Regions from separate parts of the Homo sapiens genome. Here region 2 is linked to region 1. Evidence: read pairs that join two places in POLR2A ChIA-PET (ENCODE). Cell type or tissue: A673. All regions are shown on one strand. Links, peaks and the distances in the headings refer to the core of each region. The heading gives the core; the rest is flanking DNA.

Region 1 (7,876 bases), core at 1,661-6,660:
ATTACAGGAGTGAGCCACCACTCCCGGCCCCCAATACTTTTTTGAGGTATACTTGGCTGAGTAACTGTTTAGCGTGTGCAGAGAAGCAGGTGTTTCTGAGCTGGAATTCCTTGTACCCAGAAATGTGAGGGCAACTCACATGGGCACCAGGAGGCATTTTTGCCTTCCTCACCAGCCTACGGCATCAGAGAACATTTGGCAGTCTCTGAGTGGGAGTTCTTTACGCTTGCCTGATAGTAGTTGGAGGCCTGCTCCTTTAAGCTTTGCCACTTGAAGTGATGAGCTTGGTTTTGGCCTTTGAACCTTTACCTGCCAGCCACCCACAATCAGTCGGTAATGTTGGTTTCCCCAAGCAACGCCATCTTAGGAATTTCTTTGCTTGTTCTCTTACAAAGTCATGCATTATTATACGTGTTTTCATTTGAAAAATTACAGTTCCACAGGATCTAGACTTGAATGTTAAGCTATTAAAAAGTTAAAGAGGGAGTGAAAATGTTAGCACTCCTAGGGCCTGCGTACGTTGCTTGCTCAAATCCAGACGCTCCTGGAAGCAGCTGTCTCAGCGGAGCCCTGTCTGCCCTTGTTGTTTTCTGCTTCTCAAGTTACTCCAGACTCCAGGGAACTAGAACTGACCAGGCCCCACTTTAAACATGTGGATGGAGTGCCCCTGACAAGGCTGGAGAAAGGGGGAGGTCCGGGGCGGGGCCTCATGCGCATATGGTATTCAGAGTTTATTTTTGCTATAAATGGAATTTGAAGAATATATATATATATATGAACATACAAATAAAAATATATAAAGAATATATGTATAAAGAATATAAAGAATAATTTTGGAATTCATTGCATTGTGTCTGCATTCTTTTACTGCAACAGCAATTATAATTATAATTATATTATAAAGAATATATATTCTTTATACATATATATTTGAGATGGGTGTCTTTATACATATATATGTTTGAGATGGGTGTCTTTATACATATATATGTTTGAGATGGGTGTCTTTATACATATATATGTTTGAGATGGGGGTCTTTATACATATATATTTGAGATGGGGGTCTTTATACATATATATATGTTTGAGATGGGGGTCTTGCTGTGTTGCCCAGGCTGGAGTGCAGTGGCTGTTCACAGGCCAGATCATCAGACACTGTAGCCTTGAACTCCTGGCCTCAAGGGATCCTCCTGCCTTAGCCTCCTGAGTAGCTGAAACAATAGGTGCACACCACCATGCCCAGCTCTTGAGAAGCATCTGGCCCATAGCTTAATTTGAAGTGTCTTCATCCCTGTCTTTTTTCTTTTTGTTTTAAAATTAATAGAATTGACCCTTGAACAGCACAGGGGGAAAGAGGCACTGACCCCCATGCAGTCAGAAATCCACGTGTAACTTTTTTTTTTTTTTTTTTTTTTGAGACGGAGTTTCGCTCTTGTCACTAGGCTGGAGTGCAGTGGTGCAATCTTGGCTCACTGCAACCCCTGCCTCCCAGGTTCAAGTGATTCTCCTGCCTCAGCTTCCCGAGTAGCTGGGATTACAGGCGTGCACCACCACACCCAGCTAATTTTTGTATTATTAGTAGAGACAGAGTTTCACCATGTTGGCCAGGCTGGTCTCAAACTCCTGGCCTCAGTTGATCCGCTCACCTCAGCCTTCCAAAGTACTGGTATTACAGGCATGAACAACTGCACCCGGCCACCATGTGTAACTTTTGACTCCCACAAAACTTAACTAGTGATAGCCTGCTGTTGACTGGAAGCCTCACTGATAACATAAACAATTAACAATATTTTGTATGTTCTATGCATTATGTGCTGTATTCTTACTACAAAGTGAGCCTGAGGAAAGAAAATGTTATTAGGAAAATCATAAGGAAGAGAATATGCATTTATAGTACTGTGCTGTGTTTATTGATGCTGCACGTTTACAACATGCGTTTACAAGATGAATGCTCTGAAGTGGCCGGCAACTGCAGCTGCAGACCTCACCCTACCATACAACATCTCAAGCTATTCAGCTTCTTGGAATGTCACGCTTTTCTTCTTTTCTTTTTCCTTTTTTTTTTTTTTTTTTTTGAGACGGAGTCTCGCTCTGTTGCCCAGGCTGGAGTGCAATGGTGCGATCTCGGCTCACTGCAGCCTCCGCCTCCTGGGTTCAAGCGATTCTCCTGCCTCAGCCTCCCAAGTAGCTGGGATTACAGGCATGTGCCACCGTGCCCGGCTGATTTTTTTGTATTTTTAGTAGAAATGGGGTTTCACCGTGGTGGCCAGGATGGTCTCGATCTCCTGACCTTGTGATCCGCCTGCCTCAGCCTCCCAAAGTGCTGGGATTACGGGTGTGAGCCACCGCGCCCGTCCGTCAAGGCTTCTTGGGAGCACTTACAGCAACACAAGTGGTGCTTTGTATGAGTCCCATAGTGTTATTCAGGGTTTACGGTATTGCACTAAACATGATGAAAAATACGTGGGAACCCAAACAGATCACTTTTTTTTTTTTTTACTATGATATGGAATTTACTGGAGCGGTGAACTGCTCAAGTGGAGATAATTAACATCAAATAATGTTCTAAGCAATGCAATAGCAACAGGAGGCGGCTACTATTACAGTGGTGCAGTATGGACTGCAGTTAATTTTATGCAGTTATTATTGAATACTGCATCTTGGCTGGGTGCAGTGGCTCACGCCTGTAATCCCAGCACTTTGGGAGGCCGAGGCGGGCGGATCACTTAAGGTCAGGAGTTCGACACCAGCCTGGCCAAATGGTGAAACCTTGTCTCTACTAAAAAGATAAAAATTAACCAGGCGTGGTGGTGGGCACCTGTAATCCCAGCTACTCAGGAAGCTGAGGCAGGAGAATCACTTGAACCCAGGAGGCAGACATTGCAGTGAGCCAAAATCATGCCACTGCACTCCAGCCTGGGTGACAGAATGAGACTGTCTCAAAAAAATAAAATAAATACAATAAAATAAATAAATACATAAGTACTGCATCTTTACATTTGTTTACATTTCTCTCAACTGTGAACACAGTCTGTGTGTGTGTGTAAGTTTTGATACATTTTAACTTTTTATAGTAGATTTGTATGTATTTTATGGTGGTAAATGATAAAACAGATGAGTATCTACATATATTTTATGCATTTGTCGCATATCTAACTTTTTCTTAATTTTTAAAAATATTTCTGGGCTACGTGGTTTGCAGTTTTTTCAAATTGTCACAAATCTCCAAAAAATTTTCCAATATGTTTATTGGAAAAAATCTGCATGTAAGTGGACTCATATAATTCAAACCTGTGTTTTTCAAGAGTCAACTGTAATGTCTTTCAAAGTAAAATCTAAATGAGTTTATACTTGATATATATAAGTTTAATAGAAGGAGTGCGTTGGCTCATGCCTGTAATCCCATTTCTCTGCGAGGCTGAGATGGGCGGATCACTTGAGCTCAGGAGTTCAAGACCAGCCTGGGCAACATAGAGAGAACCCCTTTTTATTAAAAATTAAAAAAAAAATCAATCAGGCGTGGTGGTGCACGTCTGTGGTCCCAGCTACTTGGGAGGCTCAGGTGGGAGGCTCAGGTGGGAGGCTGGCTTGAGCCCAGGAGATCAGGGCTGCAGTGAACCATGATTGCGCCACTGCACTGCAGCTGTGTGACAGAGTGAGGCCCTGCATCAAAATAATAATCATAATAAAGATAATCTGAGAAGTGAGGGTAAAAGTTAAAGGAAGATTAAAAACAAAAAAAAAATGCTTATAATCCCAGTACTTTGGGAGGCCAAGGCAGGAGGATCGCTTGAGCCCAGGAGTTTGAGACTAGCCTGGGCAATATAGTGAGACCTCGTCTCTGCAAAAGAAAACAAAACAACAACAAAAAAAGAAAAAACAGCTGAGCATGGTGGCACATGCCTGTAGTCCCAGCCTGGCCAACATGGTGAAACCTTGTCTCTACCAAAAATACAAAAATTAGCCAGGCATGGTGGCTTTTGCTTGTAGTCCCAGCTACTCGGGAGGCTGAGGTGGGAGGATCGCTTGAGCCTGGGAGGTGGAGGTTGCGGTGAGCTGAGATCGTGCCACTTTGCTCCAGCCTGGATGACAGACTGAGACCCTGTCTCAAAAAAACAAAAACAAAAACAAATCAGAATGGAGCTTATAATAATCACACCGTAGCTAAGACTTGGGCACTGCTGATGTCCCAGGTGCTGTGCTAGATGCTTCCTGCATTATTACCTTGTTTACTCCTCACACCAAGCTGGGAAGTCGGTGTTATGTGGTTATTCCCATTTTGCAGATGGGCAAACACAGGCTTAGAGAGGATCGAGGTCATCCTGCCAGCAGGTGAGATTTAACTCCAGGCAGTGTGGCTCTTCATTGCCGCTGACCCTGCTTAAACTGGAAGAATGATTCAGATGGGAGTCATCTTCCCAGCTGGCTCCTAGTAAGCTGATGTCATTCCTGGCATTTAAGCTGCACCCAGCCCCAGTGTTAGGAAGACGCGCTAGAGGAGACACATTAGATCCTTTTTGTGCTGAATGAACTTGTTGGTGTTTATAAGAAGAAGACAGAACCCTAGTGGCTTCATGCTACTCCAGGACCAAGTCCAGATTCTCGCCAGCCACCCAGCGCCTGTCCAGCCCAGCCCAGCCCAGCTCCAGCTCCAGCTCCCAGGTCTTCTCCCTTGGCCTGGCCATGGGGTCTTCGTTTGCTTTCTGTGGGTCCCATGATCTTCCTTGGCTGAAAGCCCTCACGTCCCCTGTTCTCTCTGATCTGACAACTCTCTGCCCTGTTGACTTAAATGTTGCACCTCCAGCAGGGTGGGGGCCCCTCTTTGCCCATTGGCACCATCATGTCCCTGCATTCCTGTTTCAGGTTGTTGGCACAGTTCCTGTCTTCCTGGGGTGTGGTGCATTCCCATTTCACTGGGAGATAATGATGACCATTTACAGTGATCTTTGTGTATTTGCCCAGCAAGCAAGAGGCAGTCTAGTGTAGTGGTTAGGGTGACTGCTCTTGAGGCCAGACTGCATGGGCTTGAACTGATCTTTCTGGGCCCTGGAGCTGTGACCCTGGGGAAGGTACTTCCCCACGCTGTGCCTCAGTTTCTTCTTCTGTAAAGCCTACTTAACTCATAGGGTCATTAGAGAATTGAGTGAGTTATTAAATGAAATGATGTACTTAAAACTGGACCTGGGGCCGGGCGTGGTGGCTCACACCTGTAATCCCAGCACTTTGGAAGGCTGAGGTGGGCGGATCACTTGAAGTCAGGAGTTCAAGACCAGCTTGGCCAACATGGCAAAACCCCATCTCTACTAAAAAATACAAAAATTAGCTGGGCGTGATGGTGTACGCCTGTAATCCCAGCTACTCGGGAGGCTGAGGCAGGAGAATAGCTTGAACCCAGGAGGTGGACGTTGCAGTGAGCTGAGATCACGCCACTGCACTCCAGCCTGGGCGACAGAGTGAGACTCCATCTCAAAAACCAAAAACCAAAAAACAAAAAAGCTGGACCTGGTCAAGCCATCGAGTGGGAGAAAATGTTTGCAAAACACATGTTTGATAAAAGACTGGGGTCCAGGAGATGGAGAGAACTTCCGCAACTCAAGAATAAAAACACAGTCAACGCAGTAAAAGAATAGATAGATAAAGGGTTTGAACAGACACGTCACCAAAGAAGATTGACAGATAGCCAATATGCATCTGGAAAAGTGCTCCCCGTCACCAGCCACCTGGGAAATGCACATGAGAAGAACAGGGAATGCCCCGCAGACCCATGGGAAAGGCTGGAAGATGTGGTGAGAATAGGACAGCTGCTACTCACTCAGGCTGGAGGGATGTGCAGTGGTGTGGCCCCTCAGGAAATCAGCTTGGTAGTTTCTTTTAAAATCAAGTAACCATCCTTCCTATGACCCAGCAATTCCAGTAAATCTTAGATAGATTTGCTCAACAGAAGTAGGAATCTGTGGCTGAGCACGGTGGCTCATTCCTGTAATCCCAGCACTCTGGGAGGCTGAGGCGGACAGATCACCTGAGCTCAGGAGTTCAAGACCAGTCTGGCCAACATGACGAAACCTAAAAATATAAAAATTAGCTGGGCGTGGTGGTGCATGCCTGTAATCCCAGCTACTTGGGAGGCTGAGGCAGGAGAATCACTTGAACCCGGGAGGTGGAGGTTGCAGTGGCAGTCAATATCGTGCCACTGCACTCCAGCCTAAGCAACAGAGTGATACTCTGTCAAAAAGAAAGAAAAAAAAAAAGTAGGAATCTGTAAGAAGACTCTTGTACAGGAATGTTCATAGCAGCTTCATTCATAAGAGCTGGTACTTGGAAACAGCTTGGGGACCATCAGTAGGTGAATGGATACACGGACAGCAGTAATTGACAGGACGGAATGATCCTGGGCAGTGTCAAGGAACAAGGTGCCGGTACAGGAAATCACCCGAGACTCTCAAAACCACTATGCTGAGCAAACCAAGACAGACCAAAAGAGTACACACTGTGTGATTTCATTTCATTTCATTTTTTTCAAAGATGAGATCTCACTCTGATGCCCAGGCTGAAGTGCAGTGGTGCAGTCATAGCTCACTGCAGCCTCGAACTCCTGGCCTCCAGTGATCCTTCTGCCTCAGCCTCCCAAGGAGCGAGGACCACAGGTGTGTACCACTACACCCCGCTAATTTCACTTTTACAATGTTCTACAGCAGACAGAGCTAATCTGTGGTGGTTGCCTCTGGGGCTGTGGGCAGGAGTTGCTTGGGGAGGAGCAGGAGGGATTTTCTGTTGTTATGAAAATATTCTTTACAGTGAGAGTGGTTTGAGATACGCAGGTGCAGCATTTGTCAAAACTCTGCATGTGTACTTTAAATTTGTGCATTTCATGGCATGTACCTTTTAACTCCAAGGAAATAAAAGAACTATAAATAAATACTGAACTCTAATTAGTGATGTGTGTGATTAGAGGGAAAAGTACTGATGTCTGCAACTTACTTTGAAATGTGTTAAAAAAAGATGATATGGTAGACTGAATAGTAGTACCAAAAATGTCTATATTCCAATACCTGGAAACTGAGAATATGTTCTCTTATGTGGTCAAAGGGAATTTGCAGGTGTGATTAAGTTAAGAACCTTGAGATGGAATTAGCCTGGGTTATTTGGGTGGGCCCAGCGTGATTACCAGGGTCCTTATGAGAAGGAGGCAGGAGGGTCAGAGTCAGAGAGAAGTGACCATGGAGGTGGAAGTTGCAATGATGTGGGGCCAGGAGCCAAGGAATGTGAGCAGCCTCTGAAAGCTGCAAAAGCCAGGAAATTGATTTCCTCCTGGAGCTTCTAGAGGGAATGCAGCCCTGCTGACACCTTGATTTTAGCCAGTGAGACCCATTTTGGAGTCCTGGCATCCGGAACCACAAGATAGAAATTTGTGTCGTATGGAGGCCGGGCGCGGTGGCTCACGCCTGTAATCCCAGCACTTTGGGAGGCCGAGGTGGACGGATCATGAGGTCAGGAGATCGAGACCACGGTGAAACCCCGTCTCTACTAAAAATACAAAAAATTAGCCGGGCGTGGTGGCAGGCGCCTGTAGTCCCAGCTACTCGAGAGGCTGAGGCAGGAGAATGGTGTGAACCCGGAAGGCAGAGCTTGCAGTGAGCCGAGATCACGCCACTGCACTCCAGCCTGGGCGACAGAGCAAGACTCTGTCTCAAAAAATAAAAAAAAAAAGAAAGAAATTTGTGTCGTATGAAGTCCCACAGTTTGTGGGAATTATTTCCAGCTGCAATTGGAAATGAATGCTGATGGATTGCTGGATAGATAGAGGGATGGACGGATGTGGAATAAAACAAGTATAGACAAAGGTGGGTGGTGGACTGTAGGCTGTGGGTATACAAG
Region 2 (7,876 bases), core at 1,293-6,292, 290 kb after region 1:
CACACACACACGTGCGCGTACACCAGAGACCCTGCCTGGGCCTGGTCTGACGCTTTCAGAGGCACTGTGTCCTGAGGGGCTGAACGAGAAAACCTGGGCTTGTGGGAAGTGGGGACGGCCCGTGACTGGGGAAGTCAGGATGAACATTTCTGACCTGGCCACAGCTAAGAGGAAAAGGAGGAAGGGGCTCATGATAACTGGGGTGGGGGGACAGAAGGCACATCAGTAGGGCCAGTGGGACATCCACAGCCCCAGCTAGAGAATGATTTATTCATAGAGTCAATCGTTAAACAGGTTGGCTGGAAGCTGCCCGGGGGTGGGTCTCAGTGACCTTGGAGTCTCCTCCACCTCCCTAGGGGGTTCATGCTTAGGGGTCAAGGAATGTGTACCCTGGAGGAAGGCAGGAAGGAGGGAAGGGGTGCAAAAAGGGAGGGAGGAAGAGATGGGGCCACCCTCCTGCCAGGCCCTGTGCAGAGTGAGACCAGCGCCTATGGAATGGGTGTCCCCTGGTGTCCCCAGGAGGGCATAACCAGGGTGGGCAGGGCCTCGGGTCACCCTCCTCACTCATCCTGGCTCAGATGTCCAGAACTCTGCCTGTTTAGTGTTTAGGAAACAAGGCCCCACTATTCTTAGGGGTTGACAATTGTTTCAGTAACTTCTGAAAGAGCAGCTGGGCTGGGAAAAGCCTCTCTTGGGGGCGCTGGGGAAGGGGCTCTCAGTTCGCTCTAAGATCCTGTGAATCTGTTGTACAAGTCAACTGGGGAGAAGCTAAAGCAGCCAAGACTGGGTTAATAGAGGCAAAGCATCCCTAAGAAGGGAGGGGATAGCTTTCATCTAAGCATAAGGCAGGCCAGGCTCTGGGTCAGTAATATTGGAAAGTAAACAGGATAATGACTAGAAAGTGAGACTGCGGGGCCCCTGCCCCCTCATGGTTCCTGGTGCTGTGTCCTAGGAACTCTATATTGCCACCCCTCACTAGGTGGTATAGTGTAGTGGTTGGGAGCCTGGTCCTGGTGGGGTTATGTATTATTAGCCTCTTTGGGCCAGTTTTCTCATCTATACAACAGAATCCACAGTTGCCACTGACAAGATTGGCATGAGGATTAAGTGGGAAGCTGGGTTCCGAGTGTGCTCAGCATGGTACCTGGCTCGGGGCAGGCCTTCGGGCTGTCACTGCCAAGTGCAACCCTAGTGCTGTGGAGGGTGCAATTGTGAGCCTGTTCGGTGAAGTCCTGTACTGTGGACACAGACAGCTGAAGTGGCCAGACCTGCTGTCTACATGCCACCGCCCCCCAACCCGCCCCAGAAGCCAAGGGCCTGGGCATGAGGCAACCCTCTTGCAGTGTGGCCTTTGGGGTGGGGCTGGAGAGGGCTTGGCCAATTGTCCTAGGGAACTGGAAATCAGATTCACCTTCTTGGCCCAAACTGCCTCTCCCTGTGCCCACCTCAACCATGGGCAGCCCACCCAGAAGCTGTCTAAGCTCCGAACCTGGCCACCCTCCCCTCCTCCCTGCCCCACCCTGCTATTCAAACCCTCACTCAAGCTGGGGGTAGTGTTGTCTCCTGCCCTGGCCCTGCTCCATCCCCCAGCCCTCCAGGTCTGCAGCCACCTCCCAGACCCGCAGGTCCAGAAGGCTTCAGCCGCCCTGCTGTGTCTGCATCTCTGCCCACAGAGGGTCCCTGCCCAGAACATCTCCCCCTTCCTCTAGCTGATTCACGCCTGTCATTCTGGACCAAGCTCCCCTGGCCCCAACCTCTCCCAGGCTCCAAAGGACAGGTGCCTACCGCACGTGCACTTCCCCACCCCCAGGAGCTCCCCACTGCCTCATGACCTGACCTAGGGATGCCTCCAGCTCTGCTGGCTTGTCCAGGGTCACTTCCTCCTCTGCTTCCTTGAGAGTGCCAAGGGTGAGCCGAGGCCCTTCAGCACAGGCATGGGGGCTCGGGGAGTTGGCTGAAGAAGGGGAGTGAAGGGATGGATGGATGGATGACCGGTAACTGGGAGTGGCTCTCAGCTGGTCTCACTCTGGGCAGGTCCCGCTCGCTTTCTTTGTCACTCACTGACTCACAGGTCTGAGTGAGCAGCACTGGCCCTGCCCCCTACCCCTCTCATCTGGTCCACCTGCCCTGATAAGCTCCAGGCTGGGTGGCTCAGGAGAGCGAGAATGGGACACACACACACACACACACACACGCGCGGCTCTAAGCCAAACTGCTCCCCTCACCCCTCTTCATCAGTCCATACCTCCCAGATGCCTGAGACAGTGCCAGGAACGCAGCGTGAAGATGACATTAAAGAAAGAAACTGTCAGAAACCCTTGCCTGGGGCTTTCAGTTTCAGCCACAAGAGGGGCCGGGGCTGCCTGGTTGCAGAACTTCCTGGTCATCTCTTGCCAGAACAGGCACAGCAGACAGCCTCTCTGGGGAGACGAGGTGCTTGCAGAGAAGTGTCCCGCACTGAGCAGTCACAGATTCAGGGGATGGGGAGCGACCCCCCAATTCTAGGCAACCGTGACCGGCATGGAGATTGTACTGGTTGACACCAGGACCTGAAGGTTATTTGAATTCTGCTTTTGAATGACACTTCTCACCGAAGCTGAAGCCTACCAGTAGGTGAAAAGTCCCAATGGTTACCCCTGGACCATCTGATTCCCAGCAAGGTTTGGACAATCAGAACCAGGCGAGGAAACAAAGGGTGATGGAGGGAGGGACTTCTCATCAGTCTGGGTCTGAACAGAGCTGAACTTGATGGTATTTCAGGCACAGCCAGCCAGCAGCGAGATTCACAGGACATTACTGACAGAAAACACTTTAGACAATGCCCAGAGCAGGGCCCTCATTTTATAGTCTAGTAAACTGAGGTCCAGAGACATGTGGACAGCTGCCTGGGGTCACACAGCCACCAATGCTCAGTGGGAACCGACAGGGGTTTCTCAGAGTGAGCTCACAGCAGCCTTTGGTGGTGGGCATGGCTGCCATTCTATCTTCCAGATGAGGAAACGGGCTGGGAAGCCTCAGGAGCCTTGGTCAAGGTCACACAGCCGTGGAGAGGGGGCTGGAGGCCACCCCCAGAGAGTCCCTGTGTGGGGCACTTCGTGTTCTTCCCATCCTAGGCTGGGATGCCTTTAAGTGACAGGTGCAATCACTTAAAACAGGCTCAGGAGGCCCAGAGAGGTAGGGGAGACACAAAGAGGCATCCCCAGAGGTGCTCTCCCGCAGATTACATAACTCCCCTTCCCTGTCGGATGGCCCCAGGGGTGAGGCTGGGGCAGCTAGCAAGAGTGGGGGAGACCCTAGGGGGCATGGACCCGGCCTTGTTTGCCCACATCCTCTTGACTCTTTCCAAAGAGGTAACAGTTGCAGGCGCCAGGACGCGCTGGCTTTTTCCCCCTGTTTTTTTTTCCTCTGGCTGAGTAACAAATACTAATACTAATAATGATAATAATAATTAGAATAAATATAACCTCGAGACGCTTGGGGTCTCGTTGCCATGGCAACCACGGGCACTAATGAGCTTCCGAGGCTGCCGCCGGGCCGGGCCACCCCAGCCCCGGGCGCGGGATCAATGTTGATTCGGCCCCGGAGGCGACAGCGGTTCCGCAGGGGCCGCGCGGCGGACCAGGACCCAGGGGCACGCACTTGGGAGGGGTCCTTCTACCCGTCCCCTGCGCTGCCCAGCTGGGACCCCCAGGCCCCTCTGGGTCCGCAGCGTGGCCCTCAGTCCCCGTGCAGCCCGCACGGGGCTCCCAGCTCACTGAGCTCCCCGACTCTGTTCTTGGAAGCCAGTCCCCCCCTTGGACGCGGATTCCGGTCCCGGCCGCCGCGTCCCGGCGCGGTGCGCCCCGAACTGCTCTCTTCGGAACCCAGCCCCTTCCTCTCCAAGGTTCAGCGACCCCGACCTTGGTGAGCGCCGGCGCGGACCCCAGTGCCGAACACCGGCTGTCCCGCACGGTTCCTGCCCCCGGACCCTTCCCCGGTCGTCCCCAGCCCCTTTCTAAAGAGCCCCGGACCCCCGTCATATGCCCCTTACCCGCCTCTCCCAAAGCGCCCACCCTTCACCCCTTCTCCGGAGCCCCGCGCCGCAGACCCCGCCCCCCACTCGCCCAGACCCTCCTCCGCCAGGAGCTCCGCCCCGGCCCCTTTCCCCGCCGCTCTCGGACCCCGGCCCAGGCGCGCCCCTCCCCCGCGCGGCCCCCGCCCTGCCCGCCCCGGGGCTCAGCTCACCTCGTGCCCGCCGCCCGCTCGTTCCTCGCTTCGTAGCCGGGAGCCGGCGCCCGCGGGAGCCGCCTGCTGGGGTGCGGGGGCTGCCCACGCCCCCGCGATGCCCCTGCCGCCGCCGCAACAGTTGTCCGGGTTCTGGGGGCTGCGGGGACGCGGGGACTCCGGGCTCCCTGATCGGCGCTCGGAAGGCGCCCGCTCCTAGGCGCGCCGGGCGCGGCGCGGAGCTGGGGCCGGGGCCGGGGCTGGGGCTGGGGCCGGGGCTGCAGCTCCGGCTCGGCGTCCGGCTCGGGGTCCGGCTGGGGGTCCGGCGGCCGGCCGCATGCCCCGTCGCCGCCCGCGGCTACTCGGCGGCCCGCGCCGCCCGGCCGCCCGCCGGCCCCGAGCCCCGCGCCGCGCCCGCCGCCGCCGCCGCCGCGCTCATGCTCGCCGGGCCCCGCGCTCGCCGCCGCCGCCGCCGCCGCCGCCGCTGCCCACTTCACTCTTTGGCGCTCGCTCCGCGCCGCGCCCTCTGCTGCCCCCTCGCCCGGGCTCGCCGAGCTCCCGCCGCCCTGCCCGCCGCGTCCTGCGCCCTCCTCTCTCTCCCTTCCTCTCTCCTCCCTTCCTCTCTCTCTCTCCCTCTCTCTCTCTTGCGTCCTCCTCTCATTTTTTTTTTTTCTTTCGCGGTCTCTTTTCTCCCCCTCTGGCTCTTTCTCTCTCCCCTCCTGCTGTTTGCGGTGGCTTCTCACTTTCTCTCTTTTTACTTCCTTTCCGTCCGTTCTTTCACGCCTTCCTCCTCATTTTCCTTCCTTCTACTTTTCCCTTCCCTCTTTCCGCTTTCCTGCCCCGTTTCCTTCCTCCCTCCCTTCCTCCTTCCTTCCTTCCTCTGCGTTCTTCCTCTCTCCTTTGTTCCTTCCTCCTCCTCCCCACTCCCTTTTCCTCTCCTCTTCCCACCCCAGTCTCCTACTCCCCAGTCCTCCCATCCCCATGGAACATACACCTGCTTTGTCTGGGAGCCACGTTATTCCTGCCAGCCAGACCCTGGCCAGGAGGATCAGGGTCACGGTCAGCTTGGGCCGAGAACCCTTCACATGAGACAAGCTCCTCTGCCAGGGTTTCCTGTGGGAAAGGCCCCACTTCCCGACCCTCCTGGGCCACTGCATGGGGTCCCCTCTTCGGCTTCTTCTCCCCTCTCCACCCGGCAGCCCCCCAGCTCCAGTCTGCCCCCCATTTCGCCCCTCACCTGCGGGACAAGGCTGCGCTTGCCCTTCTGTGGCCTCGAAGCCAGTGAGCCCCCGTTTCCCCACCTTCCCCTGTCCCTGGCCGGGAGACCTCTGGTGTAAAGAGATCTCGTGGGGAGAAGGTTGCAGCCTCCTCGAGGGCCCCAAGAGAGAATGGAGATGAGGATCTTTTATCGATTCCGCATTTTAGGAGGGAGAAGGGAGCCCCTGGAGGACTGGCCCCAAGATCCTCCCACCTGGGTCTCCTGAGATGGTGGCCCTCATTTCATTTTTCTAAGCATTGATGGAACCGCACCAGAAACTGGGCTGAGCCCTTTATACTTGATGTATTCTTTATGCTTTATTTGTTCCTCACCACAGTGCTGGGCAGCGTCCTCCCCACTTCACAGCAGAGGTGCTGGGACTCAGAGAGGTTAGGACATCTGCTCTGAGCCACACAGCCAGCTAGGGGCAGAATCGGGGCTCAAGCCCAGGTCTGCCTGACGTCCAGGCCCAGTCCTCCAGCCTTGGCCCCTCACAGGTACCTTAGTAAACATCAAGAGAAGGCACCGAGGGCAAGTGCTGCACCCTCTCCTTACTGAGGAGGAACCAAGACAGCGGGAGGTGCCTGGCAACAGCTTGCGCGTGACCCACTGATGGGGCTGGGAATCCAGATGGCATTTCCGATGCCACATCCTGGGCCCCTTTCAAAGATAAGAGGGAGGCTCAGCCTCATGCCCGAGGCACCCAGCTGGACAGTGGGAATGGTGCTGGGGCGCCCACCCTAGGAAGCCTGCACTGTTGGAGTGCCTCAGTTTCCCCACCTGTCTCACAGGTGTCCATCCCTTCCTGTCTTCAGTGGACCTGGCTTGAGCAGCTGCCCAAGCAGGACACAATCTCCCTCCAAGGGAGCCGATGTGGGCCCTGCTCATGGGAGGGGCAGAGGGACCCCATGAATGCCCCAGCAGGGCGAGGTCAGGGTCACAGTGAGGGTTCAGGGAGGCAGTGCCTGCTCAGCCACAGGGGCAGGCAGTGTTGCCCAGTGGGAAGGCTCATGGGATTTGTAGCAAGGTGGCACTTTGTCCCTAATTGGCCAGGTGGCCTTGGGCACGGCACAGAAGCTCCCTGAACGTCAGTTCTCTTTCCTAAAGAGGTCACAGCACTGCCTCCCGCATAGAGTGTCTCGAGGACTAAATGAGACTGGGCCCATGAGATACTTCTCCTGGCGCCTGGCAAATATCCCAAGAGGGGGACGGAGGAAACTGAGGCCAAGAGAGGCCATGGAACAGGTAGAAGTGCCCGGTGCTGGTGGTGGCGGGGCTGGAAGGTGCCTGCCAGACTGTCCCGTCTGATTTTGGCTGTTATGCTGGAGAGGTGCCTGTCATCTGTGCCCTAGCAGGGACCGTGTCTCAGGCTCTCAGTGCCAGGGACACTCAGCGTTGAGGGATGCGGGCTGAGCAAGGGGAGGAAGTGTAGGGGTGTCACAGCAGGCCGCCTGTGTTGCTGGGATGGGGTGTGTTGTGTGTGTGGTGTCTGTGTGTGTGGTGTATAGTGTGTGTATGTGTGTGTTGTGTGTTGTGTTTGTTGTATGAGTGGTGTGTGTGTGTTGTATGTGTGATTTGTATGTGGTGTTTGGTGTGTGCATGTGCTATGTGTGTTCTGTGTATGCGTATTAAATGTGTGGGGTGTATGGTACATGTGTGAATATGTATGTGTGTATGAGAGAATCTGAATGAGTGGTGTGTGTTTTGTGTGTGTGGTATGTGTGTGAATATGAGAGTGTGTGAGTGCTGTGTGTTTTTTGTGAGTGTGGTATGTGTGTGAATATGAGAGTGTGTGAGTGGTGTGTGTGTCTTGTGTGTGTCATATGTCTGTGTGGTACTGTATATGAGGTGTGTGATGTATGTTTACGGTGTGTCTGTGTGTTATATATAGTGTGTGGTGGTGTGTGTGGTATGTGTGAGATGTGTATGTTTGTGAGTATACCTAGGACTGTTGAAAGTGTGTGCTGTGTGTGTGTTGTATGTGTTGTGTGTGTACGTGTGTATAAGAGTGTGTGTTGTGTGTTATATATGTATGTTATGTGTGTTGTGTGTCATGTGTGGTATATGAGTATAAATGTGTGTGTTGTATGTGTGCGTTGTGTGTATGTGGTATGGTTGGTGTGTGGTCTGCGCTGTGTATGGTGTGTTTGTGAATGTGTGTGTATGTGTGTGTGTATGAAAGTGTGAGCAGAGTGTGTTGTGTGTATATATGAAGATACGAGTGTGATATGTATATGTGAGTGATGTGTGTCAATGTGTGTGTCTCAGGCTGTGTGTGTGTGAGTATGAGTGATGTGTGTGAGGGTTTGAGTGGTGTGTGGTGGTTTGTGGGGTGTGTGGTGTGTGTGAGTGTGTGAAGGTGTGAGTGAATGGTGTGTGGTGGTGTTTGGGGGGTGTATGAGGGTGTGAGTGGCG

Evidence for each region. ChIA-PET counts read pairs that join two places held together with the same protein. Peaks named below come from ENCODE experiments on the same cell type or tissue, not always from the same donor. Only the 100,000 strongest peaks of a DNase experiment are listed, where the experiment ranks them.
Region 2: POLR2A ChIA-PET joins it to region 1 with 14 read pairs; 2 of 35 experiments call an interaction of 5 or more read pairs at or near these places.

What each region holds. Positions count from the first base shown.
Region 1 is chr22:44,033,313-44,041,188 of GRCh38, forward strand. The region is part of intron 1 of PARVB (parvin beta); the gene reads left to right. Among named protein-coding and RNA genes, the nearest start is that of PARVB, 13 kb to the left of the region's middle. RefSeq lists an enhancer at 4,677-5,209. In A673, for the core only: no CTCF peak of the experiment used is centred there; a DNase peak (open chromatin) is centred at 4,439.
Region 2 is chr22:44,327,271-44,335,146 of GRCh38, forward strand. It overlaps a transcript of SHISAL1 not described here. Among named protein-coding and RNA genes, the nearest start is that of SHISAL1, 18 kb to the left of the region's middle. In A673, for the core only: a CTCF peak has its summit at 4,807; no DNase peak of the experiment used is centred there; H3K4me3 peaks cover 289 bases; H3K27me3 peaks cover 3,208 bases.